Linked DNA regions of Homo sapiens: all the other regions are linked to region 1. A link is a contact called in ENCODE Hi-C or POLR2A ChIA-PET data. All regions are on one chromosome and are shown on one strand. Each heading gives the region's core, a stretch centred on a gene start or an enhancer-like site at or near the end of the contact. The rest is flanking DNA. Distances are from core to core; before and after follow the strand shown.

Region 1 (3,252 bases), core at 81-2,580:
GTCTAAAATCTGGGTTTCAGTAGGTGACTCAAGTCAGACTTCATGCTTCCCAAGGCAGGAGCATCCTGGCTGTTATGAGTACTCTTCAGTTGGGGCTGTCCTCTGAGATCAGTGTGCACTTGTAGATCTCCTTAAAGGCCACAAGGAAAGGTGGCATTACTTCTTCCACGGTGACGTGCCTCTGGAGCTCCTTACTCAAGGAAGTGACGCCTGTCCCAACCAGTCCACAGGGCACGATGTGCTCAAACCACGTGAGGTCGGTAGAGCAGTTGAGAGCCAGGCCGTGGGATGTGATGTGCCTTCCACAGCGGACTCCTGCAAGGCAAGCCAAAGGGTCTTAGAGTAGATACCCTCCACTCTCCGGGCTTTGGTGTCCCTCTCAGGGCGATGAGAAAACTGGATTAGATCACCGGTTTTCAAATTTTGTTTCTGGAGAAACAAGGGATTGTACTCAGATGGGAAAAGGAAACAAATGAAAGGAAGGGGTGCGTGGCTTCAAGCAGCTGCACTCATCATGAGGATTCCAGGAAATGTCTTTTAACAGATTCCAATACTTAAAAAAAAAAAAGCTTGGGGACAGGCGCAGTGGCTCACGCCTGTAATCCCAGCATTTTGGGAGGCCGAGGCGGGCGGATCACGAGGTCAGGAGATCGTGACCATCCTGGCTAACACGGTGAAACCCCATCTCTACTAAAAATACAAAAAATTAGCCGGGCTGGTGGTGGGCGCCTGTAGCCCCAGCTACTCTGGAGGCTGAGGCAGGAGAATGGCGTGAACCCGGGAGGCGGAGCTTGCAGTGGGCCGAGATTGCGCCACTGCACTCCAGCCTGGGTGACAAAGCGAGACTCTGTCTCAAAAAAAAAAAAAAAAAAAAGTTTGAAAATTAGCACCCTTATTTGCCATGACATTGTCATTCGCAGGACGTAACCTGGCAATTCACTTCTCTTGTCTCTCCCTTAACAGAAATGCGTGTTGGACTAGATGTGAGGAGCCTTCTGCTTCTGAATATACGATATCTGAAAAGGGGCTTAAAAACTCAAACGCAGCGGGTAGCTGTGATTCAAAACCCGCGCTAGATACGCCTCCTCCCGGCCCTCACCTCCGTTGGTCCAGCCCCGTCAGACCCCGCCCCCAGGCCTCAAGCTCCGACCTCGGCTCTCAGGTACCGCCCTGCTCCGCGGCGCTCACCGATCGCGCAGATCTTGCGATCGTCTAGCCAGACGCCAGTGTAGGGCGGGGGCCGCGCGCGGGCGTCCTGCAGGCCCTGGAGCTCGCACAGGCGCACGGCGCACGCCTCCAGCGACGCTACGTGCATGCGCAAGCGCAGGCCGAGACGCCGCAGGTCGAGTACCGGGTGGCAAAGCAGCTGGCCCGGGCCGTGGAAGGTGGCCAGGCCACCGCGGCCTGTGACGCGCACCTCGGCGCCCAAGGCCCGTAGCCGCGCAGTTTCCTCGGGCGTCAGGCCGCCGCGCAGCCCGGCCGTATACACGGGCCCCGCGGGCTCGCAGAGCAGGAGCGCGCCCGCCTCAGTCCCCGACGGGGCCTCAATGCCTGGCTCGGCCTGCAGCCGCCGCAGCCAGCGGTCCTGCAGCCCCAGTAGCTCGGCGTACGGCACCCGACCCAGGCGCACCAACCGAACGGCGGGTTGCCGCATCGTGCCCACCGTTGCGTCCGCGGGGCCCCGCCCTCTCCGTGGGCCTGGGGGCGTGGCCTGAGGGGCGGGGACTCGGGGGCACACCCCGAGCCGCAGCTCCCAGGTGCGTGTTAAAAGCTGGAGGGGGGATATGTGATCCCAGGACCAAAAGCGCGGGGCCAGACTCATCGGTTCATTCAACAACCAGTATTTAGTGCCTGCTGTGTTCTGCAGGCCCTGCCATAGGCGCTTGATACAGCGGTGCATAGCGTATGAGAAAGATCTGTCCTGGTAAGCTTACATTCTTACAGCAGACGATAAGTATTTTAAGTGTTAAGTAAATAAGGTTATTTCACGTATAAGGTGTTAAATGCTATGAAAAGAAAAATAAAACAGGGTAACGTGGTGTGTCCTGTGTTGAGCCCCTGGGGGACGCAAGAGGGAGATTAGCTTGCCTACAAGGTTATTGGTGGAGGTAGGGAGAACTTAAAGATCAGCACCTGTAAGAAAGTGAAGGAAGCAGGAATTTGTAGGCAGAGGAAGAAGTTGGCCTGCAAAACAGTTGCAGCAGAGGCCTTGACCAATCCCAAGGCATGCTTGGAGCCTAGGATGACCCTTCAGAGTAGTTCCACATTAAAGCAAGGGGGCCAGAAACTCTTATCCTTGCATTGACCAGTCATGGATACAGGCTACACCTGGGGAGGAGCTGTGATTTTTTTTTTTTTTTTTTTTTTGGCAAGACTGCTTCCCTCGGTGGAGGGCGGCCCCCAGAGAAGGACTCAGTTGTGTATCATCAGTAACCAACTCCAGAAGCTGAGGGAATGACTGTCTAGGCCCTGAGGGGGTGTCTGGACCACAACATCAGCTATGTTGCAGTTAGAGTATCATTTAAACAAGTCTGAATTCAATGAATTTTTACTGAGGACTTTTCAGACACCATAGGTGTCTGAAAAACATTTCATAAACATAGACATAAAGATCCTAAGCAAATATTAGCAAATCAAATCCAGCAATTTATAAAAGGATTAATACATCATGATGAAGTAGGGTTTATCCCGGGAATGCAAGGTTGGTTTTGCATTCTGAAATCAAACAATGTAATTTACCTTAAAAGAGAAAAGCCTTCATTGGAAGAAATAATAAAAATTTTTTTTAAAGAAAAGCTATGATTATGTTAAAAAATACAGATAAATCTATTGGCAAAAATAAACACCTCTTCTGACCAAAATACTTAGCAATCTAGGAATAGAAGAGAAATTTTCCAGTCTGATGAAGGGTTCAAATTATCAATCAGGGTTTGGACAAGAGAAATCACATATGTACTATTTTAATTAAATGTTTTATTTGAGAAAATTGGACACTCATATGCAGTTGTAAGGAATAATATGGACAGATTATATGTACCCTTTACCCAGCTTCCCCCAATGGAAACACCTTGCAAAACTGTAGTACAATATCACAACCAGGATACTGACATTGATAAAGTCAAGATGCAGAACATTTTCATCACCACAAGGATCCCTCATGTTGCTCTTTGTAGTTACACTGCTTCTTAATTCCTGGCAAACGTCTGTGTTGTATAGATGGAATCATACAGAGTGCAACCTTTTAGAATTTTT
Region 2 (3,252 bases), core at 387-2,886, 4.3 Mb before region 1:
AATTGGCAAATCCATAGATTTTAAAAAGTAGATTCGGCAGGGCACAGTGGCTCACGCCTGTAATCCCAGCACTTTGGGAGGCTGAGGCTCACTTGAGGTCAGGAGTTCAAGACCAGCCTGGCCAACATGGTGAAACCCTGTCTCTACTAAAATACAAAAATTAGCTAGGCATGGTGGCAGGCACCTGTAATCCCAGCTACTCAGGAGACTGAAGCAGGAGAATTGTTTGAACCCGGGAGGTAAAGGTTGCAGTGAGCCCAGATCGCACCACTGCACTCCAGCCTGGCCATAGAGCGAGACTCTGTCTCAAAACAGCAAAAAAAAAAAAAAAAAGAAAGAAAGAAAAAAAAAGTAGATTCGTGGTTGGTGGGGGAGGGGAGGAGTACATGCTAATGGGTTTCTTCTTGGGGTGATGAAAATGTCCTAAAGTTAGACAGCAGTAAGGGTTGCACAACCTTGTGACTACACTAAAAACCACTGAAGTATAACTTTAAAAGGGTGAATTGAATGGTATGTGAATTATATCTCAAGAAAACAAACTCAGCTGGCATCAGCCCCTGCCCCACCCTGTGGTAAAGCTGGGTCCTTGTTGGCTGGTGAGGGCTCTCCTAATCTGCACCCCCTCCTCACCTCCAGACCCACGGCATTGCTGCTCCTGGAACCCCAGCCGTCCCCTGTGCTCTGCTCTTCTGTTCTCCGTGTGCCCAGCTCTTCCCCCCACACCTAGGTACCCGGCCCCTCCCAGCCTTCACCTGCGCCTTTACAGAGGCCCCATCAGACCACCGGGCCCCCCACCCTCCACACGCCCACCCCGTGAAGAGACTCCCTTTCCCCTGGCTCTTCTGAATTTCTGGCATACTATACGATTTCCTTATTTTTCCTTATTTTTATTTTTTAATAGAGACGGGGTCTCACTATGTTACCCAGGCTGGTCTCGAACCCCTTGTCTCAATCAATCCTGCCTCAGCCTCCCAAAGTGCGGGCATTGCAGGCTGAGCCACCACGGCCGCCACGACCTTCTCTTCTGGAGCGTGTCGCTTTTGTAATTATGATGTAAACTCCGGGCACGCGGGGACCCTCGCGCTTCGCTCACTAATTTGTCCCCAGACCCTACTACCTGGCACAGTAGGCGCTCAATACTGTTGATTGAATAAACGACTGCTACTTTGGAAATCATGTATTATTTAAATCACATGTTTAAACGCACATAAACTTCTGAGTAGTGTTTTCTGCACACACAAGATGTCTCCAGGGGCACCAAAGAATGCATTTTCCACGTTTGTCCCTAAACGTTAATGCATAAGTAACCTTGGTCACCAACAGATGTGAGGGCACGTGACGTTCGGGCTGCGCCCTCCCCGCCCCGGCCCTGCACACAGTAGGGCCGCACCGCGCTTTGCAAACAGGTGGACTCGGCAGAGGCGCGACCGCCCTCACCGCAGAGAGCTGGGCCACCTGCAGGCTCTCAGGACACCCAAGGCCCCACCTCCCACCCGGAAAAGAGACGATACGCCGGGCGCAGGCGCAGAAGCCGCGCCCGTCCGCGGCGCCGCCAGCCAGGGCGGAAACGGCTGCGGCTTCGCTAGGGACGCATGCGCGGGTCCCTTAGTTTTCGCGAGATAACGGTCGAAAACGCGCTCTTGTCGATTTCCTGTAGTGAATCAGGCACCGGAGTGCAGGTTCGGGGGTGGAATCCTTGGGCCGCTGGGCAAGCGGCGAGACCTGGCCAGGGCCAGCGAGCCGAGGACAGAGGGCGCACGGAGGGCCGGGCCGCAGCCCCGGCCGCTTGCAGACCCCGCCATGGACCCGTTCCTGGTGCTGCTGCACTCGGTGTCGTCCAGCCTGTCGAGCAGCGAGCTGACCGAGCTCAAGTTCCTATGCCTCGGGCGCGTGGGCAAGCGCAAGCTGGAGCGCGTGCAGAGCGGCCTAGACCTCTTCTCCATGCTGCTGGAGCAGAACGACCTGGAGCCCGGGCACACCGAGCTCCTGCGCGAGCTGCTCGCCTCCCTGCGGCGCCACGACCTGCTGCGGCGCGTCGACGACTTCGAGGCGGGGGCGGCGGCCGGGGCCGCGCCTGGGGAAGAAGGTGGGCGCGGGGCCGGGCCGGGGGAGCCAGGGCCTGGTCGCCCGGCTGTAGGTGCTGCGAGGCTCCTCCGGTTGGCCTCCAGGCGCCTCCCCTTTGCCGGGTTTGATTTGCGTGGGTTTTCTCCGTACAGCCCTGGTTTTGCAGATGGGAGAGCCAGAAACGCAGAAAAGTTAACTTATTCGAGGTTGCAGGGCGTGGACACGCACAGTCCTTTTTCCTCCACCCACTTCTGCCCGGGTAAATTAGAAAACTCACTGAAGAAAAGATGAGTCAGAGAAGGTGTGGGGGAGGGGCAGAGGTTGGGTGAGCCTGCCTCGCATCATTTCCTTTCTGTCTCGGAATATGCTTTTCACGGCTGTCTGAGAGTAATACTAGCATTCAGTAACTCCTACCCAGGGGCTTACAGTGTGCCGCTTACCCTTGTAACTGCCAAATACAATTTTCGCAGTAGCCCTGTGGCTTAGATACTGTTAGCTATCACTGTTCCCATTTTACAGAGGACAGGACTGTGGCTCACAGGTTAAGTGGCTTTGTCGAAATGCGCAGCCGATAACTGACGGAGCTAGGCTTGAGCCAAGCAGTCCGGCCTCCGGATGGGTAGTGTTAGCCACTACACTGCCTCTCTGGTCAAGTTCATTGTGGAGTGGCTTCCTGTCCTGCTCTCGGTCACTCCCTCTCCACCCTCGCCTGTGGATTGCAGCAGCTTCCAGGATAAAAAAGAAACCCTGAGTACAGCAGAGTTTCTCAGCCCTACCCCCCTTGTTCTCAGAGTCGGGAGAGGCTTGGGAGTGCTCTGGGGACGCCTCTCAGAGGCTTCAAGCTGTAGCTTGGAATCAGCCATTCAGTCACCAATCAGATAGGGCCTAAATGTGTCACCATGGGTTTCACTCTGTAAAGACTGGTGCCTGTTGGGGACAGGATGGACAGAACAGCTCTCTGCCTGAGAGCAGTCAAGTCCAGATTTTAAAAAAAATCAGTACTGAACAAACAAAACAGGACGTAGAAAAATCGGGTTTTATGGATATTTAATGTCTGGAAAAACACTGATAAATTGCATTTTAAAGGCGGTCTACGAAACATAGCTGACATTTGAGATGTATGTGTGCTTGGTTTTATTTATATCGTCATGTAGTTACTGTGTGCTGGGAAAAGTACACCAGAAGGTG
Region 3 (3,252 bases), core at 308-2,807, 3.5 Mb after region 1:
TCAACCACCAATAACACTTTAGTGAGCCAGGCCCTATTGTCCATCTCCAGGACACGGAGATGAGCCAGGCATTAGCTCTGCCATCAAGGACCTCCGACTGGTGGGAAGATAGGTACACCGGTAATGACAGCAGCACTGAACAAAAAGTACAAATAGATTAGTACCACAGAATGCTACAGAAACAGGTGAAGAAGAGACTAAGCTCTCGCTGAGGTTTCATTTGGGTCTTGAAGCACAAATGTTAAGTCCACTGGGTGGAGAACAAAAAGAAAGGGAAGAATGGCATGTATTCTGTGAGAAGAGACAACCAGTGCAAGAGTTTTGAGATATGCAAACACAAGAACACATGGCATATCTGGTCATGTGAGGATGGGTGGAAGAGGGCTGAGCAGTCTTGGGAAATGGGAACAACAGAATGTTGGGAAGAGAGGAAATCACATTGTGCAACAGTGCTAATGTTCTTAATGCCACTGAACTTTATACTTAAAATTGTTAAAATTGTAAATTTTATATTATGTATTGACATATTTTGTATTTGTATTAACATATTTTAATGCTGGATGAATGAATCCATGTAATGTTTAAGGATCAGTATCCTGCTGGATGCTCTAAGCCTTGCCACTCTACAAGTCTAAGGATCTAAGAATGCAACCAATGCACTGGTGTAAATTTGGGGGCATGTCAGGAATGCAGAATCTTGCCTCACCTCCTCTGCTTGACTTATCAAATAGAATCGACATTTGAACAACGTCCCCAGGTAATTTGTATACACATTAATATCTGAGAAATAGGACATCAGGATGATTTAGGATCAACCCTAGCAACATCTACGTGGAGACACATGGAGCATCACTGACTCCCGACAGGGACTCTGCCCACCTGTCACAACTTCATGGTGAGGAAGGTACTGCCCTCCTTCCTAGGTGAGCTGTTCTACCAATAGAGAGCTCTTCCCCTATGAAGTCTGTGACCCCCGCCTGCTTAGACTGCGCCTGAAGGAATTCTATAGACCCTTCTTTCAGCCCCTTAGAACCTTGTGTATATTCCAACTGGTCCCTGGGAGGTTTTTTTTTGGAACGGGGGTGCGGGGAGGCTAGAAGGGGCTCTGCTGCTAACTGGCTGTATCCTCGTACCCCTCCGGAAGGCTCAATGTCCACATCTGGAAAACGAGGATGCTAATGTAACGCGATGGAGCAAAGTTGTGTGAGAGAATAAAATGAAATAACGGATAAGACAGTTTCGTAAATTAAAAAACACTGTTTCTCCTAATAATTTTTTTAAAATCCTGTCAGACTTCACATATTAATGACAACAGCGGCTGCAAACTAACACGCCCACTAACTTGCAATATCAGAGATTATCAACAAGTCAGCACTTAACACGGGCGTATGGAGCCTCTTCTGTTCCGGCAAAGTGCCTGGGATTTGGATAATCTACCCTGGTCCGGATCGGTTCTGGATCTTTCCCGCCAGAGCTTACCTGAACCACTTTCGTGAATTCCTCATAAACCCGCTTCTTAAGGTGCGCCGCCATGCCTACCCGCGGGCCCTCTCAGCTTCCGTACACTAGGAGGGAGGCGGGGGTGGACGGATCCGGAAAACTTGCGTAGGCGCGGGGGGTGGGTGGATGACTTGCCGAGATCCCACAAGGCAGTGGGATTTGGGGAAAGAGCGACCGCTTCCTGTTGCTCGACTGCCTCGCCACTGTACGGACTGATTTGGCGGCCTACGCCGGAAGAACGGAAATAAGAGCTTCGCTTGTGGGAGGCGGGGCCTCTGGCGGGAGGAGCTGAGACTGAAAGGGTGGGCAACCCAATGGGAGCTTTGGGAGGCTGGTTGGTGGCCTCGGAGTGGCTAAGAGACTAGCGCGGCGCGGCGCGAAGGGAGGGAGGGAGGAAGTACAGGTTAAAGGGCAGAGGCGGGGTGCTCCAGAGCTAGAGGCAAAACCCGGAGCTCTGTAAGGGGTTTACGACTCGTGAAAAAACTCAGAGGCTCGGCTGACTTTCCCATCATCCTTTGCTGTACACGATGCTGTTTGTAGGTTTCCTGAGCACTGCCTTTGTTCAAGCTGTGCGCCACCTCTCTTGTTTTGGGGTGCCTTTCCATACTTCCTTATTCCAGTTTTGCAAAAGCTGCCATCCTTTAAGGCATCAATCCCTGCTCTGATAGCTATAGTACAGTAGAAGACTTCTGAGACCAAGGATAAAGCAACAAAGCTACAGACTACAGCTCTGGTTCTTGAGCAAATGGCTCAACTACAAATGCATTTATAATAACTAACCTGACAAAGATGTGACAATGGAGTGAAATAATGCAGGAACATTTTACGGACTGTAAGGTGTAGTGCACATGTTAGTGTCAGTAAATCCAAGGTCAAGTTTTACAACCTACATGAAACTAGCTGTTCATTATTTTGGTCTTTCAAAAGAATGTGGGCCAGGCGCGGTGGCTCATGCCTGTAATCCCAATACTTTGGCAGGCCGAGGCGGATGGATCACTTGAGGTCAGGAGTTCGAGACCAGCCTGGCCAACATGGGGAAACCCCGTCTCTACTAAAAATACAAAAATTAGTCGGGGCATGGTGGCACACGCCTGTAATCCCAGTTTCTTGGGAGGTTGAGGCAGAAGAATCACTTGAACATGGGAAGCGGAGGTTGCAGTGAGCCGAGATCGCGCCACTGCACTCCAGCCTGGGCGACTGAGCGAGACTCCGTTATCAAAAAAAAAAAAAAAGAATTAATGTGGGATAGTTTAAAAAAAAAAAAGCAGGAGGCTGAGGTGGATACAGAGGACCCAAAAATAAACAAAAGATAGTATTTATCCTCAAGGTCCTACAATCTGAGAAGACAGACACCCAAACTGATGGTGACAGTGCAACTGAAATGTGCTGGGTAACGGGAATGAATGTGGTTCAAACAGACCTAATTTCTTCAGAGTGCCTCAGGGAAGGCTTTCCTAAAATTAGAGGAAACTGGGAGTGGTGGCTCACGCCTATAATCCCAGCACTTTGAGAGGCCGAGGCGGGCAGATCACCTAGTTCAGAAGTTTTGAGACCAGCCTGGGCAACATGGCGAAATCTACTTTAAAAATACAAAATTTAGCTGGGCATGATGGTGGCCCACGCCTGAAGTCCCAGCTACTCTGGAGGCTGAGGCGGGAAAATCGCTTGGGCCTGGGATGTGGAGGTTGCAGTGAGCCGAGATCCAGCCACTGCACTCCAGCCTGGGCAACGGAGTGAGACCCTGTCTCCAAA

The links. Hi-C counts contacts between places; a loop is a spot of excess contacts on that map. ChIA-PET counts read pairs that join two places held with the same protein, here RNA polymerase II (POLR2A). Pooled maps may share reads with other maps.
Region 2: a loop to region 1 is called in a map of CD4-positive, alpha-beta T cell, with 14 times the contacts of the local background. The contact joins the promoter of FADD here to the promoter of LIPT2-AS1 in region 1. A Hi-C loop is called at or near these places in 1 of 168 maps with a recorded cell type or tissue (CD4-positive, alpha-beta T cell) and 5 of 50 pooled maps. POLR2A ChIA-PET finds 5 or more read pairs at or near these places in 1 of 52 experiments (activated B cell).
Region 3: a loop to region 1 is called in a map of CD8-positive, alpha-beta T cell, with 7 times the contacts of the local background. The contact joins the promoter of INTS4 here to the promoter of LIPT2-AS1 in region 1. A Hi-C loop is called at or near these places in 2 of 168 maps with a recorded cell type or tissue (CD8-positive, alpha-beta T cell and naive thymus-derived CD4-positive, alpha-beta T cell) and 8 of 50 pooled maps. POLR2A ChIA-PET finds 5 or more read pairs at or near these places in 3 of 52 experiments (B cell, CD4-positive, alpha-beta T cell and naive thymus-derived CD4-positive, alpha-beta T cell).

Annotation. Positions count from the first base shown.
Region 1 is chr11:74,492,050-74,495,301 of GRCh38, forward strand. LIPT2-AS1 (LIPT2 antisense RNA 1) reads left to right here and starts at 1,331. Exons shown (of 2, transcript NR_171028.1): 1 at 1,331-1,924. LIPT2 (lipoyl(octanoyl) transferase 2) reads right to left here and starts at 1,675. Exons shown (of 2, transcript NM_001144869.3): 1 at 1,189-1,675; 2 at 1-315. The coding sequence starts at 1,654. The coding sequence ends at 86. RefSeq lists silencers at 1,441-1,550, 1,661-1,910.
Region 2 is chr11:70,201,660-70,204,911 of GRCh38, forward strand. It overlaps FADD (Fas associated via death domain), which reads left to right and starts at 1,637. Exons shown (of 2, transcript NM_003824.4): 1 at 1,637-2,086. The coding sequence starts at 1,801. RefSeq lists silencers at 2,047-2,126, 2,176-2,367.
Region 3 is chr11:77,993,111-77,996,362 of GRCh38, forward strand. INTS4 (integrator complex subunit 4) reads right to left here and starts at 1,558. Exons shown (of 23, transcript NM_033547.4): 1 at 1,480-1,558. The coding sequence starts at 1,533. RefSeq lists an enhancer at 1,473-1,672 and a silencer at 1,873-1,942.